Regions from separate parts of the Homo sapiens genome. Here regions 2, 3 and 4 are each linked to region 1. Evidence: chromatin loops called from intact Hi-C (ENCODE). Cell type or tissue: heart left ventricle. All regions are shown on one strand.

Region 1 (8,000 bases):
ATTGTAATTAACAATCTAGTAGTAAAGTAATGATCTCGAAATCTACAAATGGTATGGCACTAGAGGTTTAAATATTTGACAATGTGTTGGGTCCTATAATTTGATTCTGGAACTGAGACTTTCCTGAAGGGAAGACTCCCTAACAGTTAATGTATTTCTAGGCATAGACCAAAAGAAATCCATTGACAATTCTGGGTCCCCTTCTATCCCAGTTCTCCAGCTTTTCATTCCATCTGTGTTTTCTCTTACTTTCTCTGTATCCCCAGTTTCTCTCAGCTCAAACACCCTGCTATTCTGTGATTCTTCTCTCTCGTCCAATACCCTTCCCATTGAAAAAGAAATTCAGCTTATCCAGAGATAGCATCAGCCATTGGGATTAAAATGCAGTATATACGTTTCAGGTGATGTGCTGGAAAGATCAGCAAAGATATAAAATATCCAAGGGAAAACAAAAGAAAAAAAATGGCAGGCAGTCTAACACCGGCTAATAGTTAAATAACAATTTGATGTTTAGACATAAGAGGCTGAAGTTAGGAAACTTGAGGTTCACCCATACATTCTGGGCTTCGAAATCTGCCATCAGTAAAGGGGCACAATGGTGTGAATTTTTAGCCAAGCATCAGTTGAACCTTGAATTTCCTGGGTTTTTGTTGGACCGTATCACAGTGAAACATTATATTCTTTTCCCCCAAATATATATCTGATTTCCTTTACAAAGAGCAAAAAATATTTTTCCCACCAAGCTACAAGAAAACACATGTTATCTTTCCCAATAGGGCATCATCTATTATTGGTCTTTTGGAAAGCTAAAAAAAATGCTTCAAACAATATTCTAAACCCGTTTATTGTGTTTTGTCAGATGAAAAAAACTGATTTTGATTTATTATTTCATGTAGATATTATATAGACATTTGTGTTCGACATTTCCTGAGAAATATTTCCGTTTCTGAGGTCTTTTAAAAACGCACTTTTAGAAAACTTTATAATTTTTTTCTGTGCATGTATGTGTGGTGGCAGATGAGGAATTCTTTTAAGATCCTTCATGTTTAAGATGTTTAGTAACTAAAAATAATTTACTGGGAAATTATGAACTTTATAAAAGACCAACATTTGCTGAGAGTCAATTGCTTCCAATAGCCTTTTATTAAAGCCATTTTTCTATTCTTTCTTCTTATAATTACAGAATGTTTTAAATATGAGTAATTATACCTTGACGTATCTCGTGATTTAAAATGGACTTTTGAGAATGACGGCAAAGTGGTTTCTGCATTTCGTAATTCAATACAATCAAAAACAGTTAAAAAATATGTATACAACTGGATGTGTTATTCTTTCAAAAATCAGTCGTAAATATAGACCTTTTTTTGGGCGGGGAGAAGGGGTGGGTGAAATTTCAGATTGGAACGAAGTTACAACCCACATCAGGAAAATCGGCCCTTTAATGAGAGAAATGAAAAAGTCTTAATCACCAAAACCCCTCCAAAAATGACACTTTGAATTACATCAGAACTCTACATGGCAATGCAAAACGAGAGCCTTTCATCTGAAAAGTGAAATACTTAATGATTTCAATCAGTTCGTACCTCCCCTAATTTGAGATCTGCATAACGTATTCAGTGCCTGGATTTCTTTCATATCTCTAAAATATTTATAAAAACAATTCATTCTCTTGTTTTCTACCTACCTCCCCCCCTTTCAAGATGAAGGTAATTTGTTTTCTCTGGTAGAAGTTGCAGAGGGCAGCGGGGGATTGGGGAAGAGCAGTGTAGTTATAGAAAGCACCAAATGGCATTTCCAAGCTATCTGAGAATATTAACGTTTGAGTGTGTCAGATCTGCCCAGGGGCAGGAGGCTTAAGATCATTTTTCTCCGCTGAGGTTTAATGATTGAATGCATTTTGTCTGAAGGAAAAAAAAAGGAGGAAATAAATTTTTTGAAAAAGGTTTATATTTACAGAGAGTGCCTAACGAACTAGTTAACATTCTTACTATCAGGAAAGCCTAAACCATTCATAAATAAACCATTTTAAACCACCTTTACCCACATGCAGCACTCTTTCTTTCAGCTCCCTTTAGCAATTTGAAGTACAGGAGATTAAAGTCCTTTGGAAATTTCCAAGGTCAGACCTCAACTAAAATAGGATTAAGGGGGTAAGGGCGGGGGGGAGACAAAAATGAAGAGAAAGGTCTTATTCCCTTTTCCCCCTTCTCCTAACTATCTGAAATAAATCGGAAGTTATTTCTCGAAATCCTCCTTTCCCCTGGCCAGTGGCAGCTCTTCAAAAGCTTCTGAGACTGTTTAAAATTTTTCCTATCCCTTCCTCCCCCCATTGTAAGAAAAACAAGTAGAGTGAGGAAGGGAAGTTAAAAGGTTGACGTTAGGGTCCCTTCTAGGCAATACTCCAGGGAGCACTGTGACATTAAGAACTTTTGCTGAAAGCAGCTGCTAGTTTGATCATTACTGAAAGAAGAAAAATTCTGCAACATTGCAACCATTTTCTCTTTAGATGTTCCAAACCAGTATTCCAACAAAGGAAATGAAAAAGGGAAACCCACTCTTTCTCCCCTTTTCTTTCTGTGTTCCATATGTAATGTTTAATTTCGGCACCAAGGACATACAGCTTTGAATTAGAAAACACACAAAGATAAAACAGCTCTCCTGCCCACAACTCTGTAAATGTTTCTCTTTCTTTCTTCTTCCCTTCCTTCTCTCCTTCCCTCCCTTCTTTCCTTCCTTTTCTCTTTATCATCCCCCCATAAATGTTTTCCTCTTTCTTTTCCATTTTGCCTTCCTTCAACTTCTCTCTCCCTTGCTTTCTTCCCCCATCTGTCTTTCCTTCTCATTTCTAATTCCTCCCTACACATAAACAACGACAGAAACCACAACATCTTTCAGTCTACCTTGGTTGCATTTGTTCTTGCTCTTAATTTGATCCATTCTTTTACAGTCTTCCTGGACGTTGCTTGCCTTTTTGTTCATCAGATTTCAGCAAGGAGAGCTGTCTCGGTACATTTTGATAGATCTTAACAGTAATTATGTAGGGACTTCAAAGCAAAACTACTTATGTGCGCTCTCTTTTTCTCTATCTTTCTGCATGCGAGCGTGCAAACACACACGCTATCTCAATCCTAACCCCACTAAATCCATACAACAAAAAAATCCTTTTTAAACAGGGCAGAAAATTATGTGGAAATTAGCAGCTGGTATTTCGAATGTATGGTGATTGCAGAAACCTCCCCAAATTTCTGGGGGAAATAATGAAAGGACCCTATAAAGAAATAGTGCTTCTTATTTGACTAGTCTTCATTTAAAATGTTTTCAGTCATGCTTTGAAATTTCAACATTTTAGACTAGGGATCATGAATAACCTGCAATGATAAAAAAAAAAAAAAAAAAAGAGGCTGAGAGATAAATTAAATAGGATCTGCCAACATTGGGTCTGGTGCTGACATACGATTATTCCTAAATTGAATGATTTGGTCCTAGCAAATTTGTGCCTTTGAATAGGCCATTTTATGGCAAAGTACAAATATTTTAAAGAAGAGTTTTACGTATTAAATATTAAAAAACTAGACACAATTCTAGTTTTGTGTCTGCCTTTAAATAATCAGAGTTGGGCCATCAGGTTTCAAGGAAAAAACATTCATTCAATGAAATAATGAATAGCAAAGCTGGATGTTTCATTGACGAAATGTTTTCCAGGGATTTTGACTTTATTATAAATGAGGTTTTATCTCAGGAACTAAAAATACTAGAAAGGAAGGAAATCAACGAAGGGGCTGAAAATACTAGGAAATATTAACCAAGTCCTCCCCTTGAAGAAAGATCTGGAATTTGTAGATGCCTCTGAAAGTCTGAGCAAAGTACAAACAAAAGAAACTATTAGAATCCCAAAGACTTGTTCAGTGTAGAAAGCTTATACACATCCGACTAGTGAATGTGTCTTCTTCAGGGTGGGTGCTTTTGAGGATAACAGATCAAAACATGCACGTGTATATATGCAATGTGTATTACTTTTCATATATTTGTCAAAATTTACGTAGATGGCCATCTAGGAAAACTCCTACATGGTGCAGTTGGAAAGAGAGTATTTGATTTTTGCATGTTATCGACATACTTCCTGAGAATATTACAAATAAAAACATGTCATCCGTTCTTCTAAAGAAAGACATCTTTCTTCTCTCTATTGATTTTGGCAAATTTACTGTCTAATTTGAAACCTGAAGTAATAGAGGCAAAATAAACCCTAAAGAAGGACATCTAACTATGGGATTTTCCATTTTCTCTCTAAGAGATGGCACAGTTATTTAAAAAGGAGAACTCCCAGTGTTTCCTCTGGTTTTAAAGGACAACAAAAAATGTAATAGCCTGGAAAAAAGAAATGAGTCCATTTGATCTTAAGTAGAAATGCTTATTTTCATGGGAAACGCCTATCAACCTGATCTTGAAATATACCTGAATGAGCTGAATTCTTGCTCCTTTGGCAGCGCACTCATTCATTTCAGTTTCTTCTATTTTATTTTATTTTATTTTTTGCCTTTGTTCTGTTATGGTCTCGTAAGCTCTCAGAGGATCATAAATCTTTTTGCAAACTGTGATATGCTGATTTGGAGATCCAGATTAAAAGTGTGCAAAATTGGAGTTTCAAAGAGTTGCTATTATTATTATCTATTAACATAACACTGTAATAGTAATAACAAAAACATCAATAATAAAAGCAATTATAAAAGAGTCAGTCTTTCCCAGATTTTTCATTTTGCCTTTAAATAAAAAAAAAAGTGAAAAGAAGGCTTTGTTTCTAAATGCCTATTCCCAATAATGGAATAATGAGATATTAATATAGTAAAAAATTCATGCATTCCTATGCCTGAAGCTATACCATTAGATTCTTTTGGCAGCCTTGAAATGGGGTGGTGTGGGCATTTAGTGGTGTGGGCTAAGCAGGAAGATGTCTTATAAAAATAGTCAGCAGATGGCACTCCAGCCTCTGCTTACTAGTTTTGGACCTGATTTGGTTGCTGTGCTGTTCTTGGACGTTCAGACTAGGTTAGGGACAGGCACTTTGGGCCTGCTTTTGGATAGTTGAAGATACTGTCAAGAAATATAGAGAAGGAAGAAGGTAATCAAGTCAAGGAGCTGTATTTGGTGGTTGCTGGGCTGGCCGGCTCTTAAGAACCTTTTGCTAAAGCTAGAAAGGAACCATTTATCTTGGTATGGGTGTATTTTGCCCTGCCACACTGGGCGGGAAAAAAACTATTACGTCCTCAGATTATTCAGATTCTTTCAGGGATTCAGGAAAGAAATGAATTCTTTGGTTAGTGGTATAATTACAACACCTTCACATGCCCCGTGGTAATGGAAGACATTAAAAAAGTTTTCCTCAAACCTTTTCCCAAAAATTTCTGCTGAATATAAATCATCACAATAGGAATGCCGGTGGTAGTGGGAGAAAAGGGAGATGATCATGTGTGGTTGTGTGTTTGTGCAGTTGTGTGCATGTGCAGGGCATTGTTAGACATGACATTGTTAGAAATGGGAAGGCAATTGACAGAAGAATATGATGTTGAATGATGAGGATAATGGTTGAAAGCAAAAGTGACATATATTATGAAGGTAGAGTCAAATTATCTGAACTAAAACTGGGGATGCATGAACCAAAATTTTTTCTTGACCACTTCTCAGTGTGAGAGGCAAGGATGGGAATTAGTTCAGAGGCCAAAAGACTTTAAGTTCTGGGACAATGGATGATTATAGAAACACTGCTACAAAGCATCTAAAGTGGGAAGAGTCCTCAAAATCGGGGGGTGTGGGGTGATGGTATTTGGCCACCAAAGTTTGGGGAGAAAAGGGAAAAAGAAGTTTTCATTTTCACAGAGGATTCGAGGTCTTCAAAACACAGCTTCCAAGTGCAGTGAAAACCTCAATGTACTGGAACCTGGCCAATCAGAGCCAAAAAGGCAAATAACCAGGAAACAAGTGGCTATCAGGAATGTATTAACAACAGAAATAACAAAACTTTTTATGATACATCCTGGAGTCTAAGTGAACCAGTTCTTTATCTCTTTTGCATTTTCTGCAGCTCTAATTTTATATAAGACAGAAAAATCTATTTTTGTTTATTCAACATACTATTTTAGAATTACAAAATCTTAGTTAGAAAAGCTGGCGGTAGAATCCAAGCCCTTACTCAAGAAATGAATTCATCCCAGTACAGAAATAATAATTGTGGATCATAGGTCCTTTGTTGGAACCAGAAACTGTGCTTGGTGTTCTACATTTGTCATCTCATTTCATCTTCATCAAAATTCATGAGAGAGGTCTGTTCTCCCACTTTATAGGTGAGGAAACAGTCTCAGAGAGGTTAGGTCATTTGCCCAAGATCACATAGCCTGAAAGATAAAGCTAGAGTTTAAACACCTGGCAGAGTGAGCCTCAAACTAGGACATTTAAGCATGGTTTTCAAGTATACATTCTGAGGCAAGAAAGGGCTCTCTGTTAATGAAGAAAATCCATTGAACCAAAAGTCCCCTTGACCTTTCCTGGAGCAATGTCCCAGGGGAGAGAGATATTTGAGGTATTGAGAAATGGGAAGTGAAAACTTACTGTCCTAAGGAGATGCCATTTGGGTGGAGGCTGAGAGAAGCCAACAATTCTTTTTCTTTTAAGACAGTCTCACTTTGTCACCCAGGCTGGAGTGCAGTGGCGTGATCTCAGGTCATTGCAACCTCTGCCTCCTAGGTTCAAGCAATTCTTCTGCCTCAGCCTCCCCAGTAGCTGGAATTACAGTCATGCACCACCATGCCTGGCTAATTTTTATATTTTTAGTAGAGACAGGGCTTCACCATGTTGGCCAGGCTGGTCTCGAACACCTGACCTTAAGCGATCCGCCTGCCTTGGCCTCCCAAAGTGCTGGGATTACAGGTGTGAGCCACCGTATCAGGCCCAACAATTCTTGTATGGCAGTGAACTTTGCACCACAAGTCTCATAGAACAGAAGGATATCCAAGCCTGCTTAGGCCAGGCATGGTGGTTCATGCCTGTAATCCCAGCACTTTGGGAAATTCAGGCAGGAGAATTGCTTAAGGCCAGGAGTTTGGGACCAACCTGAGCAACACAGTGAGACATCATTGCTACCAAAAAAAAAAAAAAAAAAAAAAAAAAAAAAAATTAGCTGAACAAGGTAGTGTATGCCTGTAGTTCTAGTTACACAAGAGGCTGAGGCAGGAGGATTGACTGACCCCACAATGTTGAGGCTGCAGTGAACTGTTATTGTACCACCACACTCCAGCCTGGGTGACAGAGTGAGACCCCGTCTCTTAAAAAAAAAAAAAAAAAAAAAAAAAGTCCTGCTTACCTGATGAAGTGCCATATGGGATACAATAAGCCAAGGGTAAAATGGAGTTTTCTCAGGCTCAAAATTTGGAGGGAAAAGACTCTTCCAATTTTTCTGGCTCTCTTTCACTTTCCCCCACCATCTCAGTCCTAGTTCTTTGGAAACTGCCACACAGGATTACAATTGGAGGCCTAAGCCAGGGTCAGAGGGCCCTCCTGTCCAAGAATTTCTGCCTTCTTATTTGTTTTTCTTTTGCCTTCTGTCCTCACCCCAACCTTCTCTGTGACTTTGAAGGTTCCTTCCAAGTCTCTTGTCTTGGAAGCCACATTGGTTGGTTAAAGCTCTGAGGCAAAGTTAGCTTGCTTGGAGAACTACGAGCAGACCTGTTTGGCTGGAATTACTTTGTAGGAACAAGTTGATTTCCTTGTTGGAACAATACTTGGAGAGATTGATTCTTCTGTGCACCCTGGGGTTGGGAGTAAGGATTGGACTATGACTGCCTTCATTATAATGTTCAGTACCCTGCAACCCAACCATTCTAAGGAGGAAAATTCAACTTCTTCCTACCTGGACACTTCCTCCTCTACCCTGCTCCCATTTATATATTCACCCTGTTCATGCAACAACTACTCACTGAGGGCTTATTATGTGCCAGACTCTAAGACTC
Region 2 (8,000 bases), 250 kb after region 1:
TAATTCTCCATATTTTTCAGATGAAGAAAATAAGGCTCAGCCGGGAGCAGATAAGGTGCCCCAGGTCACAGAACTGGGCCTTGAACCCAGGTCTGTATGGCTTCAAAAGCCAGTCCTCTTAACCACTGGGTTCAGATGGCTCTTTGTAACAATGAGCAGCATGAGAAATGGACAGAGGAGGTGAACTGGGGGCAGGCACACTAGAGTGCTCCCAGTAAGTTGAGTCATGTGACCTTGGGCTGGTGCCTGTAATCGCTAAGCCTCTTTGTCCTCATCTGTAAAATAGGATAGGTCATCTTAATGCTTGCAATCTCATCCATCTGCCTGCAGGAGATAGAATCTGCCCTAGATGGTTCAAACTATGAGAGTTTAATTAAGGGACTACTTACAGCGGGGTGGACAGGGTTAATCACATGAACATGAGGTGCTGAGGCATCAGGAGTCTAGCAACAGTGGAGAGCTGTTCACATCCATAAGCTGAAGTAGGAAGAAAAGAAGAAGGGTTTCAGGAGCCCAGGCAGGGCCGGGGTCATGGTGGATGAGTCACCTGGCACAGGTCAGGGACGGACACACCCCTCCAGAAATGTGGTTCTGAATTAGGGAGGAAACAAGGAAGAAACACCTGGCTTTTCTCCTTCTTCCCTTTGATCTCCTGCCAGTGCTTCCTATTAGATGACCCCAGCTAGAAGCAGATCACAGAGGTGCTAGGAGGTGTCATCCACAGGGGTCAGCTTCAGGGGCACGGGACAGAGAAGGGTAGAGAATAGGGGGAGCTGGCAAATGGAGACTAACTGCAGGCCCATCTTCTAGGGGTCCTTGTGCAAAGGGAATAGGGCTTTTTTATGGAAAGCATCTGGTCTGCAAGAGGCACACAATAAATGAGTTCTGTGACTGGAAAGGGGTCCTGATCCAGACCCCAAGAGAGGGTTCTTGGATCTCGTGCAACAAAGAATTTGAGGCAAGTCCATAGAGTAAAGAAAGTGAAAGCAAGTGTATTGAGAAAGTAAAGGAATAAAAGAATGGCTACTCCATAGACAGAGCAGCCCCAAGGGCTGCTGGCTATCCATTTTTATGGTTATTTCTTGATGATATGCTAAACAAGGAGTGGATTATTCATGCATCCCCTTTTTAGGCCATACAGGGTAACTTCCTGATGTTGCCATGGCATTCGTAAACTGTCATGGCGCTGATGGGAGTGTAGCGGTGGGGACGACCAGAGGTCACTCTCGTCACCATCTTGGTTTTGATGGGTTTTGGCCAGCTCCTTTAATGCAACCTGTTTTATCAGCAAGGTCTTTATGACCTGTATCTTGTGCTGACCTCTCATCTCATTCTGTGACTTAGAATGTCTAACCTTCTGGGAATGCAGCATAGTAAGGTCTTAGCCTTATTTTACCCAGCCCCTATTGAAGATGGAGTTGCTGTTGTTTAAACGCCTCTGGCAGCTCTATTTTGCAAAGTGTGTACTCAGTGCCAGACACAGGGCGAAGCCCTGGAAATCCTTGTTGGTATACAGTGGTGTCATCTTTTCACAAGAGGCAAAACGGCATCCCCACAGAGGTGGCAGATGCTGGAGCCAGAGAGCCTGAATCCAGGCCCTGCTCTTCTGCTGCCCAGTTTTATGACCCCAGGAAATTCATTTATTCTTGTGCCTCAGTTTCTTCATCTGCAACAACAGTACTACCTACACTTCACAGGGATTGGGAGAGGATCGAATGAGTTAAAACATGTGATGCTCTTACCCAGTGCCTGGCCCCTTGTCAGTCCTCAGTAAATGCTGGCTATGATATTTCAAGATGCTTACATTCAAGAAGGGCTGTCAGACAAATCAACTAAGTGCAAAGTCTGATGTGTTTTCGCAGCGTAAGGAGTAGGTATTGATTGGGGAGCACAGACAGGAAGCCTGTTTCGATCAAGTAAGACCTCTCTGAGGAGGTGATGTTTAAGCTGAGACCTGCTGGATGAGTGAGAAGCTTCCAGGCCCAGAGAAGAGTGGTCTGGGCAGCAGAAAGAGCAGGTGCAAAGGCCCCGAGGCAGAAACAATTTGGGATGTTCAAGGAATAGCAAGAATGCCATCAAGGGGAGGAGAAGAGTATTTGGGGTTAGAGAAGTGTCATGGGCCTTGTAGGCCAGTGCAAGGAATTTAGATTTTCTTCTGGCAAAAAAAGAAACTCCTGGAAGGGTGTTACAGTGAGAAGCGACACCACCCAATGTGCTCATCTGGGTCCTCCAAGATGCAGGTGCCAAGACGAGATTAAATGTGGAAAGCTTTTTTTAGGAGAAGTGCCTGTTGGAGAGAAAATGGAGAGAGAGCTGGGAAAGGCAGGAGAGCTAGCTGGAGGACTGGTATACAGGTCTGATTCCTAGTGAAGGAGATACAGAGAAGCTTGGGTGGAAGCATCCCAAGCTGCCAAGCTGTCCAAGAAAGATTCATCAAAGCCATGGGGAGCCCTTGAACTATGAAAGGAATTCTGCGTCTCCCAGGAACGGGCCTGCCTTAGTATGCTGCCGTTTTCAGACATTGGCTGGGGATGGCCCACAGAACACACGGCCTCCTGTTCATGCAGGGAGCTCCAGAGCGCAGCAGCTGGGCCCTTGGGCCATTGGGCTCCCTGTTCGTGTTGTTCCACGAGGTGCATTTTGCCCATTTGACTAGCATTTTCAGAGGTGCACTTGGGCCATTCTAAGAAGACAGGCTGAGAGGGTGGACAAGAAGTACGCTGATGACTGTTAAAAGCTCTAGTGCCAAAGGCCTATGCAGGGGGCTGTATGGGCAACCCCAGATGGGGCTCAGTGTGGAGGCCAGACAGAGGTGTGTGCCTCCCAGTGAGCTGGGCCCTGCCTGGCTCCATCCCTGCCTGTCCAGCCTGCGGACACCCCCACAAATCCCCTGTCTCCCCAGAGGAAGTCAGGCCTGTAGCCTGGCTTCCTGCTATTATGCCGTTTTTACAGCCTGGACTTGATTTAGGTGTTACGCTCTTGCTAAGAATATGCGCTGACACTTGAAAGGAACTTTATTATTGTCCTAATTTGTGAAGAATTAGTCGTTGCTTTTTTTTTTTTTTTTCCCTGCTCCCCTTTCTTCTCTGCAGGGTCAGGCTGGAGCCGAGTTATTGTTGTTAAATTTAGATCTGAAACTATATTGGGCCTGGGCTGGTGTCTCTATGCTTTCACTTCTTAAAACAGGAAGGAAGGCCCCAGCTAGGGGGTTTCATAGAGCCGAGAAGCTGCTCTGAAGGCCTTGGGAAATGTGTTTTGGTGGAAACCACTAGATATGCTTAGAAAGGACCAGATTCAGAGAGCGTCTTGGTGTGGTTAAATTGAAAGATTTTTCCCTGGCCTTCTGATATGCCTGTGAGCCAGGTCTGCAACTATGGTAGGTTACAGCATGGGCAGTGAAAGCCACCTGACTTTGGACGGGGAACTCCTGCTCAGCTGCCCCATTGCCTCAGTTTCCCCATCTGTAAAATGAAGATCATGATATTACCAGAGGCTGGTGGTGGATTAACTGAGGTAGCATTAGTAAAGTGTGTAGCGGAGTGCCTGAAGCATGCGTAGGTAACGTGTGAGCTCTGGGTTTCCTGGCTGGTGGAGCTCAAACTTAGAACAAATCAAGGAAGGTCTCAGAGATAAAAAGAATTCTATGGTAAAGCATTAATTGATCAACGGAATGAACTTACTAGTTACTTGAGAATTAATACCAGCAAGAGTTATTAAGAAATAGCAAAAATCATTTTGTGATACTAGCTAATGTTGACTGAGTGATTTCTACATGTCTGGAACCAGCTAAGTCCTTGATACATGAGACAGCGCAGAGCATAGTGACGAGTGGGGCTCTCAGATTACTCGGTTCACAATCCCAGCTCTGCCACTTAGCAGCTGTATGGTCTTAGGTAAGTTACTTTACCTCTCTGAGCCTCCGTTTATTTTATTTATTTTATATTTTGAGATGAGATCTCACTCCGCTACCCAGGCTGGAGGGCAATGGCACAAACATAGCTCACTGTGGCCTGGGCAACAGAGCAAAATCCCATCTCAAAATAAAATCCAATATCTTGACTGGAACCTTCTGAGAAACCCTCAGCCAGAGCCACCCAGTTAAGCCACTCCAGAATTCTTGATTCACAGAAATGATAAGATTTTTTTTCTTTTTTAAGCAGCTAACTTTTGGACTAACTTGTTACACGACCATAGCTAACTATATGACCTTATGTAATTTGCTTGACCTCTCTAAGCTTCAGTATGATCATTTGTAAGATGGGAATAATAGTCTTTCTCTTAGGGGATTGTGGTGTTTAAATAAAATAATTTTGTAAATAATAGCAAATGTATAAGCAGTTTTTTCTAAATACCAGACACTTTACATAAATTAATTCCTTAAAGCATTGACAAATTACCAGAACTTTAAAGTGTTGGTAAATGGTTGGCCCACATCTGAAGTCTGGACTAGGGTGAAGGATCTGCCTTGGCTGTTTGGTAAGAGGCCTCAGTTTGTTGCCATGTGAGGTTCTCCTCAGAGCTGCCTGACATCCTCACAATATGGCAGCTGGCTTCCTCCAGAGCAAGTGATTCAAGAGAGAAGGAAGAAGCCATACTCTCTTTTATGACCTAACCTCAGAGGTGACATACTATCACTTCTGCCATATTCTGTGGGTCACACTGCCCAATCCTGATACAACAAGGGAGGGACTTGAACAAAGTTGGGAATGCCAAGGGGTGGGAAATATTGAAGGCCATCTTGGAGGCTGCCACCCTAGTCACCCTGTGGGTAAATGATGGAGATAGGAATTGAGTTTAGATTCTGCATTCTGCCTTGATTGATGTGTCCTGCATCTACCACACACCAGGGACCCAGAGCCTTTAAGGTGCTCCCAGGCCAGGAGAAAACTGATGAACAATGGAGCAATTGCCTCAGGGGCAATTGAGTTTAGAATGTGGACTGTGAGAGCTCAGCAGAGGGGGTCCTTGTGCAGACTGGGGGATGAGGAGAGTTATGCTGGCTGAGAGGCTCGAGAAGAGCAGTTGGGGAACAGGAAACAGCGTATGCAAAGGCCCAGGGGTGAGATAATGGGGTTTACTGCAACTGAAGCATGGAGTTCCTCTTGGGGAACTGTGAGAGATGAGGATTGAGAGACATCCCAAGGGTCACTTTCCATAAGGACATTGTAGGCTATATTACAGAGACTGGGCTTCATCCTCAGGGTAGTGATAGCCATTGAAGGTGTTTGATAAAAAAAGAAAAATATTCAAGTTTATATCAGCCACAGGAGCACAGGACCTGAGATTAGAAATAAGACATCAAGTCTCCATTGGCCTTTGGTTAGACCATCTTCGCTAAATCCCTGCCCCACTCCTAGCTCCAAGGTACTCAGATCTGTAAAAGGGGGACAATCATTATACCGACCTCATGGGCTTGTGGGGCCATGGAAGTGAGAGGCATGAGGATGAATAGGAAAATGTAAAGGGCTCGACAGATGGGAGTTCTCCTCTGAAATCATTGTAGAGGTGTTGGTGAGGCAAAGGATAGGCCAAGAGACTGAGAGATCAAGAGTGGGAAAATGGGAGACACATTGGCTTTGTCTCCAAGGCCCCCTCTGCAGCCAGACTTTTCTCAAGATACCATTCCTACTTGCCCATCAGTGGGGTACGGGCAGGAGAGGAAGAGCCAGGACAGGTCTGAGAGCAAGTCCCTGACCCTTGAGCTACATATACTTGAAGAAAAGACCTCATAGAAGTGGAAAACCCGGCACTGCCAGAATCCTGGCTTCTCTCTTTGCAAGCTACATGATCTGGAGCCACCAATTAAACCCACTGACCTGGGGCCACCAGTTAAACTCACTAAGCATCCATTGGATCATCTGTAAAATGGGGATGCCCATGTCAGCACCATACGGACAGGAATCTTTTCTGCCTTGTTCAGCATTACATTCCTAGTACTACAGCAAATATTGGCACACAGTAGTTGCTCATTAAATGTATGTTAAATGAGGAAAGGAATTTTCACTGCATGATTATCTAGAAATCTAGCTTCTATGGCTATGGCTCTATGGTGAGATCTAGCATGTCTATCCCTCCTTATCATTGTTTATGCTGTTCTCTTGTCCTAGAATACTCTTCCCCGTTTCTCCATTCATGCAAGTAAGCCAAGCCTTCAACCCGACTATGTTGAAATGGCCTCTGCTTCTGAGTTCCCTATGAATATGTAAGGAAAAACCCCTGGACCCACCACCTACTAGATCTGTGACCTCAGGCAGGATCTATGACTTCTTTGTGACTCAATTTCCTTATCTGCTAAAATGGGGATAATGTTTCTACTTATAACCCATAAGGTTGTTTGAAGGTTAAAAAAGATAGTGCCCAGCACATAGTAAGTACTCAAATGTAGTAGCTCCAAGTTTTATTAATTTCCCCCTCCAGGAGAATCCAGAATCCTTGGTGCTTCTGTAACTCACCCTGCTTCCCACCATCCTTACTATCATTTCTGCAGGGCTTCGTTTTCTGTCATTTCTCCAACAAACCAAACACACTCCTGCCCACGCAATTCCCTTTGCCAGAAACACTGTTCCGTCAGATATCCACATGACTGACTTTCTCACTTCCTTTAAGTCTCTACTCAAATGAACACTACGGTGATAACAGGCCTTCTGGACTGTCCACTTAAAATTGCATTGCTCTCCCTATTAAAATAGATTCCATTCTCCAGTCTTAGTTTTCTGTGTGGCATTCATTTCCACTTGAACACATCTCATCTACCATATTCATTTATTCACCGTATTTCTTTTGTTTTCCACCATTCGAATGTGAGCTTCTGAGGGCACAGATTTTGACTTTTATATACATGCTGTATCCCCAGTGGTTGTTGAATGAATTAATAAAAGAGTGAAGGATTGAATAATCTATATAAGAAAGGGGAGGTTTGGGAAGGAGGGCATTAGGACAAATACGTAATGTATGCAGGGCTTAAAACCTAGATGACAGGTTGATAGCTGCAGGAAACCACCGTGACACCTGTATACCTATGTAACAAACCTGCACGTTCAGTACATGTATCCCAGAACTTAAAATTTAAAAAAATTAAGGAAAGAAAAGAGATGTTTGTTTCTTCCACTGTCTTTGCCATATATAGGTCCTTGAAAGTTAGAGCTACTGGTCTTCCTTCAGATGAGAGGAAGATAAAGCGCTCAGAGAGGTAGAAGACTCCTCCAGAGACCACAAAGCCAGTAACAGCAAATACTTAAATATCATTCACTACATACTGAGGACTGTTCTAGACTACTTATTTTGTAAGAGATGTGTATTATTTACCCAGGGATGCTATAAAAGAATGCTAGAAACTAGTTGGCTTAAGCAACAGAAGTGTATTGTCTCATACTTTTGGAGGCTTGAAGTCCAAGTTCAAGATGTTGGCAAGGCCATGCTCCCTCTGAACACAGCAGGAATAATTTGCTCCAGGCCTCTCTTCTAGCTTCTGGTAGTCCTTTGACTTGTGTCAGCGTAACTTCAGTCTTCACATGGTGTTCTTCCAATTTGCAGGCCTATGTCCAAATTTCCCCTGTTAATATTGAATTAGGGGCCCATTTTACTCCAACAGGACCTCGTTTTAACTAATTAAATCTCAATGATCCGATTTCCAAATAAAGTCACATTCTGAAGTACTAGGAGTTAAAACTTCCACATATAAAATTTGGGAGGACACAATTCAATCCAATAACAAGAAGGAAACTGAGGACCATTATAATCGTTTGCCCAAAGTGAACCCAGCTAGTAGGTGGTGGAGTCACTGTTTGAAGCCTGGACACTCTGACCTGGAACCATGACGCTGAATGCAACCGTGAACTTGAGCACCCAGAACCAGGTCTGAGTGCTGTGTTTTTGCATTGAGTTGGCCTAGAGGGAAGAATGGTCACGGAGGTTAAAAGAGGAGATGATTATCCAGGCAGGTGGTTAATACCCAGAAGCTGGGCTATCTGTCAACATACAAATGAGGAAAGCACTTCCCA
Region 3 (8,000 bases), 93 kb after region 1:
GTCCTTCTGTGCCTGGCTTATTTCACTCAGCATAATGTCCTCAAGCTTCATCCATGTTGTAGCATATGGCAGGATTTCTTTCTTTTTAAAGGTTGAATGATATTTCATTGTATGTATATACCACACTTTATCAAATTATTCATTAATGTTTCCACCTCTGTGCTACTGTGAGTAATAATGCAGTGAACATGGGTGTGAAAATATTTCTTTGAGATCCTGTTTTCAATCCTTTTGGATAAATATTTAGAAGTGGGATTGCTGGGTTGTATGGTAGTTCCATTTTTAATTTTTTGAGGAAACTTGATATTATTTTCCATAATGACTACACCATTTTACATTCCCACCAACAGTGCACAAGTGTTCCAACTTCTCCATGTTTTTGTTTTTAAAATTATTATTTTTGATAATGACCATCTTAACAGGTATGAAGTGATGTCCCATTGTGGTTTTAATTTGCACTTCTTAGATGATTAGAGTTGCTGAACATATTTACATATACCTGTTGGTCATTTATGTCTCTTCTTTGGCAAAATTTGTATTCAGGTCCCTTGCCTTTTTTTTTTTTTTTTTTTTTTTGAGGCAGAGTCTCTCTCTGTCGCCCAGGCTGGAGTGCAGTGGTGTGATCTCAGTTCAATGCAACCTCCACTTCCTGGGTTCAAGCGATTCTTCTGCCTTAGCTTCCCCGGTAGCTGGGATTACAGGCACGCACCACTACTCTTGGCTAATTTTTGTAATTTTGGTAGAGACAGGATTTCACCATGTTGCCCAGGCTGGTCTCAAACTCTTGGCCTCAAGCTATCCACCCACCTCAGCCTCCCAAAATGCTGGGATTACAGGCATGAGCCACCGCACCTGGTTCCTTGCTCATTTTTTAAATTGGGTTATTCAATGCTTGTTTGTTTTTTTGCTGTCAAGTTGTAGGAGTTCCTTATATATTTTGAATATTAACCCCTTATCAGATATATGGCTTGCAAATATTTTCTCCCATTCCATAGGTTAACTTTTCACTCTGTTGATTGTCTCCTTTGCTATAGAGAAGCTTTTAGTTTGATGTAGTCCCCCTTGTCTATTTTTGGATTTGTTGCCTGTGCTTTTGATGCCATAATTAAGAAATCATTGCCAGTTAACTTAGCTCTTGACTGGATACATTCCAGAGTCTTTGATAGGGAAACTTCCGTACCTCTACCATTAGTGGCTTAAGGTCTCTGTCTCAAGTTGAGTTTTTCTAGAAGCATCTAGAATTTGAGGACCAATAGTTTAGTTGGGAAGTGATTCTAGGAATCACTGGTAGGGCAGTAAGGAAGTGAAAATAATGTATTAACAAGCAAGTTACAACTCGGAGCAACTGGGGCTCTATCCCACTGATTCTGGGTTGGCAGATAAAACACAAGGCTCCAGTTAAATTTAAATGTATATAAACAAGCAATTTTTTTTTTTTTTGAGATGGAGTTTCGCTCTTTCACATAGGCTGGAGTACAGTGGCACGATCTCAGCCCACTGCTACCTCCGCCTTCTGGGTTCAAGCAATTCTCCTGCCTCAGCCTCCCAGGTAGCTGGAATTACAGGTGCCCACCACCATGCCTGGCTAATTTTTGTATTTTTAGTAGAGACGGGATTTCACCATGTTGGCTAGGCTGGTCTCGAACTCCTGACCTTGAGACCCGCCTGCCTTGGTCTCCCAAAGTGCTGGGATTACAGGCGTGAACCACTGTGCCCTGCCTAAACAAGTAATTTTTTAGTGTGTGTCCCACATATTGCATAGGGCATACCTATCCTAAAACTTGATCATTGTTTATCTGAAATTTAATTTTAACTGGCTTACTGTATTTTTATTTGCTTAATCTGGTAATCGTACTCTAGGGACTTCTGGGAGATTGTATAGAACATCCTTCAGTGTTGTCTCATCTCTGAGTTGAGAGGCAGGAGACCTGAGCATTTATCATCTACCTTATATTCATCATTGGTTGAGGGCTACCCTTGGGCTAATTAGCTCATGAAATCATTCTGAACAGATGAAGGAGATGAAGAATAAAGGCTTCCCAACCCCAGTAACCAGAGATTCTCTTCATCTGCCCCTGTCTCATGACAATGTGGAACATGGCAACAGAAAATGAAGTTTCTCCCTGCTTCCTCCCTCTCTCCCATCCTGTTGTCCACATAGTAATGTGTATTGAGTGTTGTTTCGGTTCTGGATGCTATACTTGGTCATTTTATCTATATCAGAGGTGTCAGCCTATTTTAGCCTGTTTTTAAAGCCCTGTTTTCAATTCTCAGGAGAAGGCACGGTTTTGCTTGAGTAGTCTTCCAACATTCTATACTGGCAACAAATTCTTCATGTTATTTAATGTTTTATAATTTACAAATCTTTATTTAAGTGCAAATGAATGATCCTTTTATCTGTATGGTATAGCAATTTTGGGCGTGAACTTTGAACTCAGACAGAAATGGGTGTAAATTCTGCCCCCAGGGCTTGCTAGTTGTGAGATTTAGAAAGTGGGCAGATCATTTAACCTTTCTGAGCTTATGTCCCTTGCCTGTGGAGTGGTGATGAGTATGGTGCTTATTGTATAGGGTTGTATGAGAGCCTGTAGAAGCTAAGTCATGCTATAGTAATGACCTATCCCTAAATCTCAATGGCTTAGAGCAACACAGGGTTATTTCTTCCTCATGCTACGTGTTCTTTGCACATTAGCAGGGGCCTCCTCTCTGTTATTCTCACTGTAGGACTAAGAGCAATATTCACATAGACAGAAGATGGTTCAAAATAAATTAGATTAAGGAGTTGGAGCAACACCCACTTTTTTTTTTTTTTTTTTTTAACCTGATGGAGAGTTTAGTTCATCTCTAGATAATTCCAGATGGGATTTTCAAGGTCTGTCTTCAGTGGTGAAGATGACTACCTTAGGGACAAGCAACTGGATTTTGAGTACAAGAAGCTTTGGGGGAAGTGATTCCACCAGGAAGTACTGATACAGAAGTAAGAAAATGAGAAGAGAAGGGAAAGGTGCCAGTACAGGGTATGTTAGTGGGCAAATATGACTCTCTAGGCAGCAAGGGCTCAATGATGACCAAGACCCCACTAACTGGCATGGCACTTGCCATGGTGGCAAGGAGAAGATTATGAGCGTCAGGGTCATACATAGGCAATTAAATGTTCCAGCAAGGCAGTGACAGGCATAATTTTAACCCACACTATATTGGCCAGAATTAATCACATGGCTCAACCCAAATGCAAAGAGTATTGGATTGTGCAGTTGCCCTAAGGGCTGAAGGAGAACCAGACATATGGTTGGGCAGTGCTTATGTCTATCAAAGATTGTTTCTGGGATTCAATGAGATAGCATTGCAGGGATTCAATGAGATAGTACAGAACCTGGCATATAGCAGATGCACAATAAATTATAGCTGCTCTCTTAATTATGACGATGTTTGCCCCATTAGAATCTGAACGTTTTAAGAAAAACCTTCTCTTCTAATAATGCTAATGTTTACTACTCAATACTTTCAACATGCTGGAGACTCTGTCAAACAGCATCCTCACAACAACCCCATGAGGTAATGATTATTTTCCATCCTATTCTTCAGTTGGGGAAACCAAGTCTTAGTGAGGTTAAGTATGCTTCTCAGGCTCACAGCAAGTAAGTGGTAGAGCAGCCATCAAAACCCAAAGCCCATGCATCTGGCATCACACTCTAGCGTCTCCTGTCTGTACTGCCAGCACTTAGCATTGGGCCTTAAACAGAGGAAAGGCTCTGAATATTTGCAGAACTGACTGAAATAACTTTTTTTTTCTGACTTTGTAAGTGCCTCAAAGACCTTCCAGCTACTCTTTCCTCTAACATGCCTTCTCCTTAAAAATGGCAAGGTGCCCAGTCTTTCCGGACTGTTGGCCAAGACAATCTTCCTTTTGCCATTTAATTACTGTATGTAGTTCCAAGATCTGGCATTCCTCATCACCCAAATTCCCTTTGGATCTTCTTCTTTTCCTGGTCAAATATAGAGATATCTCTCCTGTCCTCATTACAATTCCAGGGCATATTTATAGGTACTATAATTCTTCCTCATGTAAAAATAAAAAGTGGGCAATAAGTTCCGGAAATGTCCTAGACTATTAGAACAACCTCCTTAAAGTTTTAAGTGCTTGCTAATATCTAAAATTGCTACGCTCTTAGGGTTCTGATCATTTTCCTATCCTAGCCATCTTAAAAAGTATATTGGAATTTAATTTTGGGGGCCCTTTGGGAATTTAACTACTTCTCCTTCCCTTTATTCAGTTAAAGGCTGAAAATATCAGCTGGCTCTTATCTGATTCTTTCTCTGTTAACAGTATGTTGAGGAAAGCCCCCTCCCACTCTGCGGGGTTTTTTTAAACCTTTTTTTTTTTTTTTTTTTTTTGGTGTGTGGTGGGGTGGTCATGGTAGACAAATAAAAATAATTCTGAGGTTATCTGAGAGCTGACATTCCATACAATAGCAATAAGAACGTTTTCCAAATTTAAAACTCTGATGGAGGAAGTGGGTTACAATAGGAGCAACCTTTGACCCTGACCAGTCATAATGGTTTCCTGGATTCAGAGATATTATGGGTTGGAGCCAAGGGTTTCAGCAGAGAGAGCACAAGGTGTGTTAAACTTAGAACACAATGTGCGAGTTCCGGGTGGGGCCGTTGGAGGACATCTTTCTTTCTTTCCGGTGGAAACGATTCCTTTACAAACAAGGAACTGGGTCTTTCCCACTGTCCGATCCGTGTCCGTGTATTTGTTCTGCTGCTGATTTTAAAAGGAATTTTGCATGTTTTTGAGATCTCCAGACTCTGAAAGTCTTCCCTCTGGGGACCGTTTCTAAGGATGATTCATCCCCCAAATATTTATTGAGTGATTACTATGTTCCAGGTCCTGTTCTAGATGCTGAAATATAGCAAAATGTAGAAAATCAACCAAAAAGCCCTGTCCTTGGGAAGTTTCATTCTATAGCACAATTCCTCAACCTCAGCACTACTGACATTTTGGGCTGGAGAATTTTTTGTCGTGGGGGCTGTCCTGTGCATTGTGGGATGTGTAGCAGTGTCACTGGCCTCTACCTACTAGATTCCAGTAGAGCAAAAAATTACTCTTTTTGCCCCCAAGATATGTCTGCAGATGCCATTCTATAGGGAGCAAGAATAACTGTTCTAAAGGGAGAACAGTTCTATAGGGACAGAGACAAGACTGTAAACTGTGAACTATTTAATACTAAATAGGTAAATGATAGTCTGTTGATGGTCAATACATATATAGAGTAGGTGAAGGGGAGTTGAGTCTCACTGGTGCGATGGGGATGGGAGATTGTTGTAATTTAAATGGTGTGGTTGGGGAAGTCCTTATTGAGAAGGTGACATCTGACAAAGACTTGAAGGAGGCAACGAAGTAAGCCATTTGGTTATGGAGGAAGAAGATCCCAGAAGGAGACAACAGCCAGTGGAAATACCCTGGGTATGCACTGGGCTGTCAAAACAACCAAGGGAATCAGTATGGAGTGGGGGGAGCTGGAGACAGGGCCCAGAGGGGAGGCAGGAGATAAAGGAAGTGTTCAGACTCTGCAGCATGGAGGCTTTTGTGGCCGTCGTCAAGGCTTAGCTGTTCTCTGGGAGGAAAGGAAACCATTGTTTTATTTTGAACAGAAGTGTGATAGGATCTGCCTTAATGTTTTAACAGGACTACTCTGGTGGCTGCTGCCTTGAGAACAGAATTTATGGGGGCAAGGAGAAAAGCAGGGCCATCACAGGGCCATAACAAGTCAAACGTTGACATCAGGCAACAGAGGGGCCTGGCCAGATGGCTGTAGGCTTCCACACACATCCTTCTCCCCTTCCATAAAGACGCATATACAGGTCAGCTTGTAGCTTCCCCGGTATGGTAGACCATCAAGGGAAATTAAGTGTGAATTTGTCTTATTTTCCTTATTGCCTTTTGTTGTTAGACTCTGTCACAGGTAATGTCCTGATTTTCATTTTAGAAACAAAGTATTTGTAGGTGGAAGATCAGATTCCCAGGTAATTATAATAATTAATAATGCATGATAGAAATAATAAACTAACAAGCACTTATTATATGCCAGATGCTATGCTAAGCTCTTATTATTCATTATCTCATTTAATTCTGTCAACAACCTTATGAAGTAGGTACTCATCATTTCTTCCACAGTCTAGATGAGGAAGCTGAGGGTCAGAATGTTTAAATGATTTCTCCAAACTTTCAGAGCCTCAAGCCTCATTGATTGGTGTGGGAGAGGGATGAACAGCCAGCTGATGTGGAAGGTGGAAGTTTCATGATTGCCAGGGACACCAGCCTCATGTTTGAACCCCCTCCCACCTCTCTACTGAACTTGTCCTAGAGACAGCAGAGAGGGGTGACAGACATGAATGTAAAAACTCCTCTCCCTCAACTCTAAACCTTGTTAGCTGGAACCAGAGATGGTGAGGTGTAGGTGGAAGGCAGTTTAGAACTAATTCCCACCTTTAATGGATGGGGCTGGGGAGCATTGGAATTAATAGCTCAGGTTCTTGAATCCATAGACCCAGGTTCAATCCCAGCTCCACCATTATGGGCTCTGTGATCTAAATCAGTTACTTCACCTCTCTAAGCTTTTATTTCTTCTCCTCTAAGATTGGAATAATAATCATATAGATGCTATTTGGTGCCCTGCCTATAACCCTGTGCCCCCTCTAACCTCTCAAGCCAACTACAGCTTAGATTGACAGTTGCCAAAACACTGACATTTAGTCCTCTGTCTAAGGGCTGTCTGACTGCAGATATGTGCTCAGCCCAGGATGGTCAGAAGTATCAGAGAGTTGATGCCCCCAGAAGCAATGTCAACCAATGAGGAATGGGGTGTGGTAAATAAATACCCCTTATTTATCCACCCCATTTCCTCCCTGGGCCAACTCTGAGGTGTGTTCTCACAGCCCTTCAGGGGCCCATGGCAAGACCAGGCCCCAGTTACCCACCATGGTAACTGCTCAGCAAGGCACCCTTTATATCTGCGCTCCTGCCTTTTATTCCCTCCAAGACTTCCTGGGGTTATCCCCAAATAAACCACTTACACACAAATCCTTATCTCAAGACCTGTTCTGGGGGAGGAAACCAGACCAGGACAAGTAGTGAGTAGTGATCACCTCCTTAAATTGCTGTGATGGTTAAGAGAAAGTACATGTACAGTTGTTAAGTACTTAGCATATTGGCAGAAATATATAGAATAAACACTGGAAGAAATGGTGATGATGATGATAGTAATGAGGAGGAGGGGGGAAGATGGAGGAGGAGGAAGAAGAAGAGAAGGAAGAAGAAGAAGGAGAAGAAGAGGAGGAGGAAGAGGAGGAGAAAAGGAAGAGGAGGAGGAAGAAGAAGGAGGACGAGGAAGAAGGAGGAGGAGGGGAGGAGGAAGAAGAAGGAGGATGAGGAGGAGGGGAAGAGGAGGAGAGGAGGAGAAGAGGAGGAAGAGGGTGATGAAGATGATGACTGTGATGAAACAAAGGCCCAGAATGAATGAAGTCGGTGGCTGATTGTGGGGTAACAGGGTGTGGGGGCCAGGCAGGCAGATCCACAATGGAACCATCTCCTCTCCACATTTTCTCCTGCCCCCTGAATTCATGGAGCTTCCTTTGGTGGCCAGTGCTCTCCAGGAGATACCCTCCCCTCTGCTCCCTTACCCCTCCTGAACAACTGGCAGTCAGTGAGTCAGCTGAGTGCTCACCAAACACCATTCTGTTATAAGACTTGGTGGGAGGGACCAGGAATTTTAAAATCCAGTCCTTGCCTGAGCTATTCCTCCTTCATGTGGAAAGCCAGATCTTCTATCCACGAATGTCCTTCCTCCTATTTTCCTCGTGGACTTTCACCTCGGGTTCTGCCACTGGACAAGTGGGCACAGAGCCTCGGGACAAGTCTGAATGTGTTGTCTCAAGACTGTTATTCAGCTTCATGTGTGAGGTGGTTGATTTCCTGTCTTGCTCATTCACTCCAG
Region 4 (8,000 bases), 580 kb after region 1:
TCCTGTGTCATGGGGGCCCCATCCCCACCTCCAGGGCCTGGTGATATGGGATCAGCAATTTCCTCCGCCCAGCCACACGGATCAATTATTCACCAGCTGCTCTCAACCTCCCCTTTCTACCTCAGGGCAGAGCTCTCCAAACCTGACCACCCTCCTTTGAACCAGAACTCTGGAATTATTGTTGGGGGATCCCAATCGCTTTTCTTTGCTTCTTGTCCTGGGAAAGCTGGGGGGTGGGGTAGAGGGCAGGTGTGCATTGTAGGTTAGGGCATAATGAGGGAGAGAAGGCGAGTTTCAGAAGGATGTGTGAGCTAGACCTTGGCTTCCCTGAAGCTCGGCAGCCCTCAGAAATATCATTTTCATCTTCATCATCATTACCATTTTCATTCTTTTTTTTTTTTTTTTTTTTTTTTTGAGACACGGTCTTGCTCTGTCACCCAGGCTGGAGTGCAGTGGCGCGATCTCGGCTCACTGCAACCTCCGCCTCCCAGGTTCAAGCGATTCTGCTGCCTCAGTCTCCTGAGCAGCTGGGAATACAGGTGCCTACCATGACACCCAGCTAATTTTTGTATTTTTAGTAGAGATAGAGTTTCACCATGTTGGTAAGGCTGGTCTCAAACTCCTGACCTCAAGTGATCCACCCATCTCAGCCTCCCAAAGTGCTGGGATTTCATTGTGCACGGCCCATTTTCATTCTTTTTCATCCAATACTACCACTGCCTGTTTATCTCCACCTTCTCCTTTTTCTTCTTCCCTTCCTCCCCCTCCTCCTTCCCTTCTCCCTTCTCCTTCTTGCCCTTCTTCTTCCCCTCCTTGCTCTCCTTTCCTCCTCTCCTCCTTCTTTTCCTCCTCCTCCTCTTTCTCCTCTTCCTCCCCCTCCTCCTCCCTGTCCTTCTTCTCCTCCTCCTCCAGTAGACAATAGTGCTATACTCCAGACTCCCTTCTATATTCTGCTGCTATCTTCCCTTTCTGGGCTCCTATTCTACTTGGAATTTTAGGTCTCTCTTCTCTCTACCTCCATCATGATTCATAATTACTCCAAGTTTTAGAATTTTCCTGTTCCTGCTGTCTCCTCACCCCTGCTACCCACGCACCACAAAACCTACCTATTCTGGGTCCAGTGGGCTCAGTGGCATTTACTAGATCAGAACAAACTGTGAACTAATTGCAGCTTTTCTTGAACTTCAAAACCTGGGACCAGGAAAGCCCAATTGTAGAGAAGATTGAACCATTTTTAGGGTCTTCAACAGTTGAGGGGATAAATTGAAAACAGGTCAAAATAGCACAGAAGAACTCTCCACCCTCTTTGGTTGTGTTCCAATAAAACCAAACCAAGGAATATTTAAGAACTTAGGCCACTTTGGGGGTATATGCCTTGTTCATCCCTTTACTACACTGCACCATTCTATTAGAAATAGCCTCCCTGAATACCTGTACCCAACATGGCCATAGTTGATTAGATCATAATTAGCCGTTTCTAATGCCAATCAGAGTGCCTTTCGAAGGAATTTGGGATGGGCATTGCAGGAGGAAGTCAATGTTTCCATAAAGTTGGAAATATGCCATGTGGTAAATGGAAGTACGGGGGAGTATTCCCCAATATTTCCAAGCCCACATGAGCAAGGAATGTGAAATGATGATGATGGGGATGGTGGTAATAATGATAGTGATGATCGTGGTAGTAGTGGTGGTAGTAGCGATGATGAGGGTGATGCTGATGGTGATGGTGATGGGTGATAATGGTGATGATAGTGATGATGATGGATATGGTGGTGATGATGCTGATGGTGATGATGATGGTTATGGTGGTGATGATGCTGATGGTGATGATGGTGGTGATAGTGATGGTGAGGATGCTGATCGTGATGATGATGGTTATGGTGGTGATGATGATGGTTATGGTGGTAATGATGCTGATAGTAATGATGATGGTTATGGCAGTGACGATGCTGATGGTAATGATGATGGTTATGGCAGTGACGATGCTGATGGTGATGACGATGGTGGTAGTGATGGTGATGATGCTGATGGTGATGATGGTGGTGATGGTAATGATGATTATATAATGATGATTGTGGTGATGGTGATGATGATGTTTATTATAGTCATGATGGTGGTAATGGTAGTGGTGGTGATGATGATGATGATGGTAGTGATGATAATGATAATGGTGATGAGAGTGAGGATAGCCAAGATATATTGAGCACTTACTCCCTGTCAGCCACTTGAGGGGTTTATATACATTATTCTTTAAAGCCCTATGAGGTAAGACAGCCAGAAAGTGAGAAACAGTGTTTTACCTTATAGGTAAGAAAAGTAAGTTTTCCTAAACACTCAGAATTTGGAACTGATGGAGCAAGGGAAGCCCTTCAGCCTAGAAAGAAGAAAGAAGCAAGTGCAGGAGATGGAGAGAGAAATTTCCGCAGGGTCCCAGTTCTAGGCCTTTCTTTTCCCTACCTTAACATCTGCTCTGTGGTTCTATGAGACATTCCAGTCCCATTTTTCTCAAGCTTCAGTTGATTTCTATTACTTTTAACCAAATGAGTGTTAGCAAATAAAGGCACTGAACTTTCTGTAAAGAGGCAGTGATTCTTCCTAATAGAGTATGTGGTGACTTTTGAAAAGATAACTTTGAACCAGAGCCAGAACTAACATTAGACAAATGAGACGCTTAGGGCACAAAATTTAAGGAGGTGCTTATTCTCAGGGTCGTGTAAGTGAAGGGCTGGCATTTTCACAGGCCTGAATGTGAGTGCCTCCTTAAATTTTGCATGCTAGGCTCCTTGCTTCCCTCACTCTAGGCTCAGCCCTCCTTTAAACAACTTCCTTTCTTTTTCTACCAAGAATTTCTCCAGCTATAAAGTGAAGAAATTGAATACAGGACCACAAAGAGTCATTTGGGGCGTGATATTCTGACTCTGGCAAATAAATGACATACTTGCTGCAATCTCCACATCCTGTGTCTGTGGCAGACATCACTAATCAAATGTGGCCTCTTTTTCCTGAGCCTGAGCATGTTATCAGAATCCATCTCCACCCAGAGCCATGAAGACCTGCATCAGATATTTAGATTTGGCAAAAATGAGGAACCCTCTCCAAGAGCAGGAGCTGCTTTCTCAAATCTCTCTCCCCAGCACCTAAAATGGTACTTGATCCAGATGAAGCTCTGTGTATATTTTTTCATTAAACTAAAGCCTGGCCAAGAATGTGTATGGAGAACTACTTGCCTTTGCTCTCATATATAGGGACTTACTGTTCATTTGAATACACAAATATGCTCTCTCTCTCTCTCTCTCTCTCTCACACACACACACACACACAAACACACATGCACTTCCATGTGCAATGTATTATGGCCTACATGTAAATTAAGGCTGGATTGAGATATTTAGAGGCCCCAAACAATGAAAAGATAGTGATCTCTCCAAGTCTTATAAACTTCAAAATAATCATTTAAAATCAAAATAATAAGAGTCCAGAAGTCCAAAAAGTTCTGCATTTTGTCATAATAACTACCATAATTTATAAATAATCAACTATCAAGGTCATTAAATAAAAGGATGGGAGTTTGGTGTCTATGATTTGCTGGTGGCCAAGTATGCCCTGAGATTTTGTGGGGAGGACAAAAGTAGCACTGTAAACAACCTCATATACATGAGTGTGGACATGCGCACATAACAACACACACTCACACACACTCATGTGTGCACAGACTCAAAACATTTACAATTACACACTTACATGAGCACAAACATCCTAAACATGCATACACATGAGTTACCTTACATAGATTACACACATGTATGTACTTGGCAAAGCACACATACCTATAAATGCACACGATGGCATGTACATTCTGCCCAAATATATATACACACATACATGCATACAAGCTCACTCACGCATCCATACAAAAATGCACATGTATGTGTGCAAAAGCATTTACCTGTACATAAGCACGCACATACGCACACTGGCCCAGCCTGAGACCTCATACATACCATACCTCGTGCTCATATTCACACATAGACACACTATACACACGCTGTGATGGTTAATATTGAGTGTCAACTTGATTGAAGGATGCAATGTATTGTTCCTGGGTGTGTCTGTGAGAGTGTTGCCAAAGAAGATTAACAGTTGAGTCGGTGGATTGGGAGAGGCAGACCTGCCCTCAATCTGAATGGGTACCATCTAATAAGCCTCCAGCAGAGCTAGAATAAAAGCAGGCAGAGGAACGTGGAAGGATTAGAATGGCTGAGTCTTCTGGCCTCCATCTTTCTCCTGTGCTGGACACTTCCTGACCTTGAACTTCAGACTCCAAGTTCTTCGGCTTTTGGACTCTTGGACTTACACCAGTGGTTTGCCAGGGGCTTTCAGGCCCTCAGCCACAGACTGAAGGCTGCACTGTCGGCTTCCCTACTTTTGAGGTTTTGGGACTCACACTGGCTTCCTGGCTCCTCAGCTTGCAGATGGCTTATTGTGGGACCTCACCTTGTGATTGTGTGAGTCAATTCTCCTAATAAACCTCCCTTCATATATACATCTATCCTATTAGTTCTGTCTCATTAGAGAAGCCTGACTAGTACACACACACACACACTCCCCAGTCACAAATGCCCAAATTCACACACACATACTCCCACACGCCCACAGACGTACAGGCACATGCAGATGCACACACACACATGCACACACACACGCACGGTCTGCTAGCCTTCCAGCATAAGCCCCCAGGAAGGCTACCCCTCTGCAGGCTTGTGCTGTCAGGGAGCCTGGTAAGAATCATCGGGGCAGCTCGACAGTGATAACAATTTCCAGAGCCAACAGAAGGAAGCCTAATCCACAGTGAAAAGCTGACAGGGCGGGCGCCTCTGCGTGCTTCCTGCCAGCTCCTGCTAACTCAGCCTAGCATGGGGAGGTGGCAGACTCTTTGTCCCCTCAAGCCATGTCATCTCCTCTCTAATGATGCCAACGTTTTGACAAAGCCGAGCAGCACAGCCGGTAGGTGTGAAGTTGGAATTAATTTTCTTTTGGAAGGTCAAGTGCATTAATGAGCTTTTGGCTGGCTGGTATTGTTCTTTCTACCTTTTTGCAAGATGGAGAGAAAAAAAAAGAAAAGAGAGAGGAACATTCTTTCCAGGAGCTGTTTTGTTCTTCCCTTCTCCTCCCTTCAGAAGTCTTGGCTCCTTTTCCAGAAGCCCAGTAAACCCTGTGGGCAGACACATGGGCTCAGATAAGGCCTGCCTGGTAGAGTTTATTCCAGCCACCACATTTGGAAAGTCTTACCAGGATACCCACCTTGAGAAATAGGGTGTAAGTAAAGAAGAATAAAATATACTCCTCAGTATTTAAGGCATTTAAATAGATAAAAATTTAGAGAAGCAGATGAGTTTCATCATATATGCCAATTCTGATTGATTAGTAATGGCTGCCCACAGCTGTGGAGAAGACATTGTGGCCACTTCAATGGGCAGGAGGGTCATGATTGATTAGTGACGTCTACCTTGGATATCACCTAAGGCAGTTGTAGCATGCAGAAAGCTATTTTTTTTTCTAAAAGAAATTCCTACAATTCAACATGTTGAACATAAATAGAAAACTCAGGAAATAGGTATATTTAAAACCTTAAAAAAATTTAAAAGTAGCTCATAAGGAAACTTAAGGAAGAAACTATATGTAAAGCAAGAATTGTAAACTCAAATGCCTTTAGAAGCCAACAAGGTGACATGAATGATTAATGTAGCCCAGATGGGGCCTCTGCTGAACTCTCGAGTGTATTTCTCATTTAAAGAGGGGAACTGCTACTTCGTTGAATTAATTTCTGCCATGGACGAAGAGGGGCCAGATATTGTCACACCCACAATTTTTGTTTCCAAGATAAATCAGAAATATGGGTGATTTTTACTGTTGCCAAAAATTCTTTCTTTATGTTTTCCAAATCACTCCATAGGCTCCACAATATCTTGGATTTGTCAAAAAGCAGACAGTTTGGGCCTGTCTTTTAGAGTAAACTGGGTGTAGTATAGGAGAAAGCTCTGGTTATAATGTTTGGTGTAATTCCACATCTGTTTTCCCCACCAGGCTTCATACTCACTGTGGGCGGAAAGCATACGTGTGTGTGTGTGTGTGTGTGTGTGTGTGTGTGTGTGTGTGTGTGTGTGCATGTGTCTAATTCATGATTCTGCACCAGCAACTGCAAGCCTGGTACACACTAACACTCAGTAAGTACATATTATATGAATATATGGGTGGACCAAATCTTACCCTAACCTATAAAGTATGTTGCGTGGCCCAAATGTTTCCAAGGTTTTTTTTTTTAACATTACCTTCTCTTCTTTAACTCTGGGTGGTAAAGAGTATTTCCTCTTATTCTACCTTCAGTAATAAGAATCTGATCTGTCTACATCCAAGCTCTACCTCTTACTACTGTGTGACTTTAGGCGAGCCACTGCACTTCTCTGAATCCCAGTCTCCTGACTTGTACAGCAAAGATCATCATAGCGCTTATCTCACAGGGCCGTCATGACAATTAAACTGAGTGAGCCTGTGTAGTTTGTTTTGTTAACCAGGATAATTTTGAGAGTGGATGGCAACTCTGTAAAGAATTGGTCTGGGACATGGAGGATAAGCTGGGATTTTCCCACGTACCCCAGAATGTCACCCTAAGCTGTAATAAATAAGCTGATCCATACAAAGCACTGGGGACAGTGCCTGGCATTTAGGACTCAGCAGTGTTAGCTGACATCACCAGAGGACCCCCCGTCAAGCTTCTGTTCTACTCCCTTTTAGTCCTTTGCAACATGGAGTAATGAAAAGAGCTTAGTCTTCAAGGTTTTCAGTTCTGCCACCTGAACCTCAGTTCAGCCAAAGCCTAGTTGAGCACCTATTTTGTGCTCTGCTCTATACTACAGCAGAGATAGCAGCTAAGTCACACATGAAACGCTGCTAATAATTTGGACAGGCAGCATATGTCAAGGAAGAAATGGAGACTCTCTGGCAAAGAGAATAGCTTAAACAAAAGGTGAGTGTTCAGTTGGCGGGCTCTTAGGCATGATTCAGTGAGGACCAGATACGCAAAGGCTGCAGATATAAAGGGTTTGTGAGTCTAAAAATTCAAGCTCTAAAGATGGTGTGCCTGGGTTTTGGACACATTTCTTGTCTTTTACATCATCCGTGAAAGACCTGCCAAGAGAGGGTTGTGCACCGAGACGCCAACATGAAAACAACTAATTTTCTTGGGAAGAATCTCAAAGACCAGTGACCTAACTACCAGATCATATTTTAAAAGGATGTTGTAAAGTTCCCTTGTTAAGAAAGAGGAGGAGAGATAGTCACCACCACCACCACCCCACTTTTATTACTGTTTATTATTACAGAGATCATGTACAGAGAAGGCAAACTTAAAAAAACAAATCCTCCAAAGAAAATGAAGCCTTCTTTCTAATCTGGGAAAACTCAATGGGATTTAACTGAGATAAAATTCCAGTCTCCTGTCTCAGTGACCCTCCAGCAATTGCTCTGCAAATGTGGCATTTGCTCATGTCCATCCTCCACATTTTGTTCATCTGTTCCTGTCTCCCAAACAGGAGGATGCTGATGGGGCAGACACACAACTTGGTTGTGATCAGAAACAGCTGGGGGCTCCTCAAACCCTGCACCTTCAGAATTGGATACCACCAGGGCCTGTCTGACTTGCTTTGCTTTCTTCCAGCTTACGAGTTTCTCTGAAAGATACCAGCCCAGAATATGAATGCCTCTACCTGCATACCCAGAATCCGAGACAGGCGTTCTTGCAAATTTCATCTTTCCAAGAATACTTCACTTGCCCCATTCTTAGATAATTCAGTCTCCCCTTTTCTTGCTGACAATTGTTGCTGGGATCACTGAAGAACTTATGCTATATCATGGTTCATTTCATTTGTTCTTTCACTGGGCAAGTGTTTAATGAGCATACACTATATGACAGATAGTATTCTAGGCACTGAGGATACAGTGGT

What was found. Peaks named below come from ENCODE experiments on the same cell type or tissue, not always from the same donor. Only the 100,000 strongest peaks of a DNase experiment are listed, where the experiment ranks them.
Region 2: it touches region 1 in a loop (5-fold over the local background); 2 of 110 quality-filtered maps call a loop at or near these places.
Region 3: it touches region 1 in a loop (11-fold over the local background); 6 of 110 quality-filtered maps call a loop at or near these places.
Region 4: it touches region 1 in a loop (3.0-fold over the local background); 4 of 110 quality-filtered maps call a loop at or near these places.

The regions. Positions count from the first base shown.
Region 1 is chr12:115,750,291-115,758,290 of GRCh38, reverse strand. All of the region lies in intron 1 of LOC105370003 (a long non-coding RNA gene), which reads left to right. Among named protein-coding and RNA genes, the nearest start is that of LINC02463, 130 kb to the left of the region's middle. In heart left ventricle, a CTCF peak has its summit at 4,957 (motif pointing right); no DNase peak of the experiment used is centred here; H3K27me3 peaks cover 1,238 bases.
Region 2 is chr12:115,499,618-115,507,617 of GRCh38, reverse strand. All of the region lies in intron 2 of LOC105370003 (a long non-coding RNA gene), which reads left to right. Among named protein-coding and RNA genes, the nearest start is that of LINC02463, 380 kb to the left of the region's middle. RefSeq lists an enhancer at 1-302 and a silencer at 180-474. In heart left ventricle, a CTCF peak has its summit at 3,205; no DNase peak of the experiment used is centred here; H3K27ac peaks cover 1,305 bases.
Region 3 is chr12:115,657,218-115,665,217 of GRCh38, reverse strand. All of the region lies in intron 1 of LOC105370003 (a long non-coding RNA gene), which reads left to right. Among named protein-coding and RNA genes, the nearest start is that of LINC02463, 230 kb to the left of the region's middle. In heart left ventricle, a CTCF peak has its summit at 3,719; no DNase peak of the experiment used is centred here; H3K27ac peaks cover 1,897 bases.
Region 4 is chr12:115,171,955-115,179,954 of GRCh38, reverse strand. No RefSeq gene overlaps it. Among named protein-coding and RNA genes, the nearest start is that of TBX3, 490 kb to the right of the region's middle. In heart left ventricle, no CTCF peak of the experiment used is centred here; a DNase peak (open chromatin) is centred at 4,839.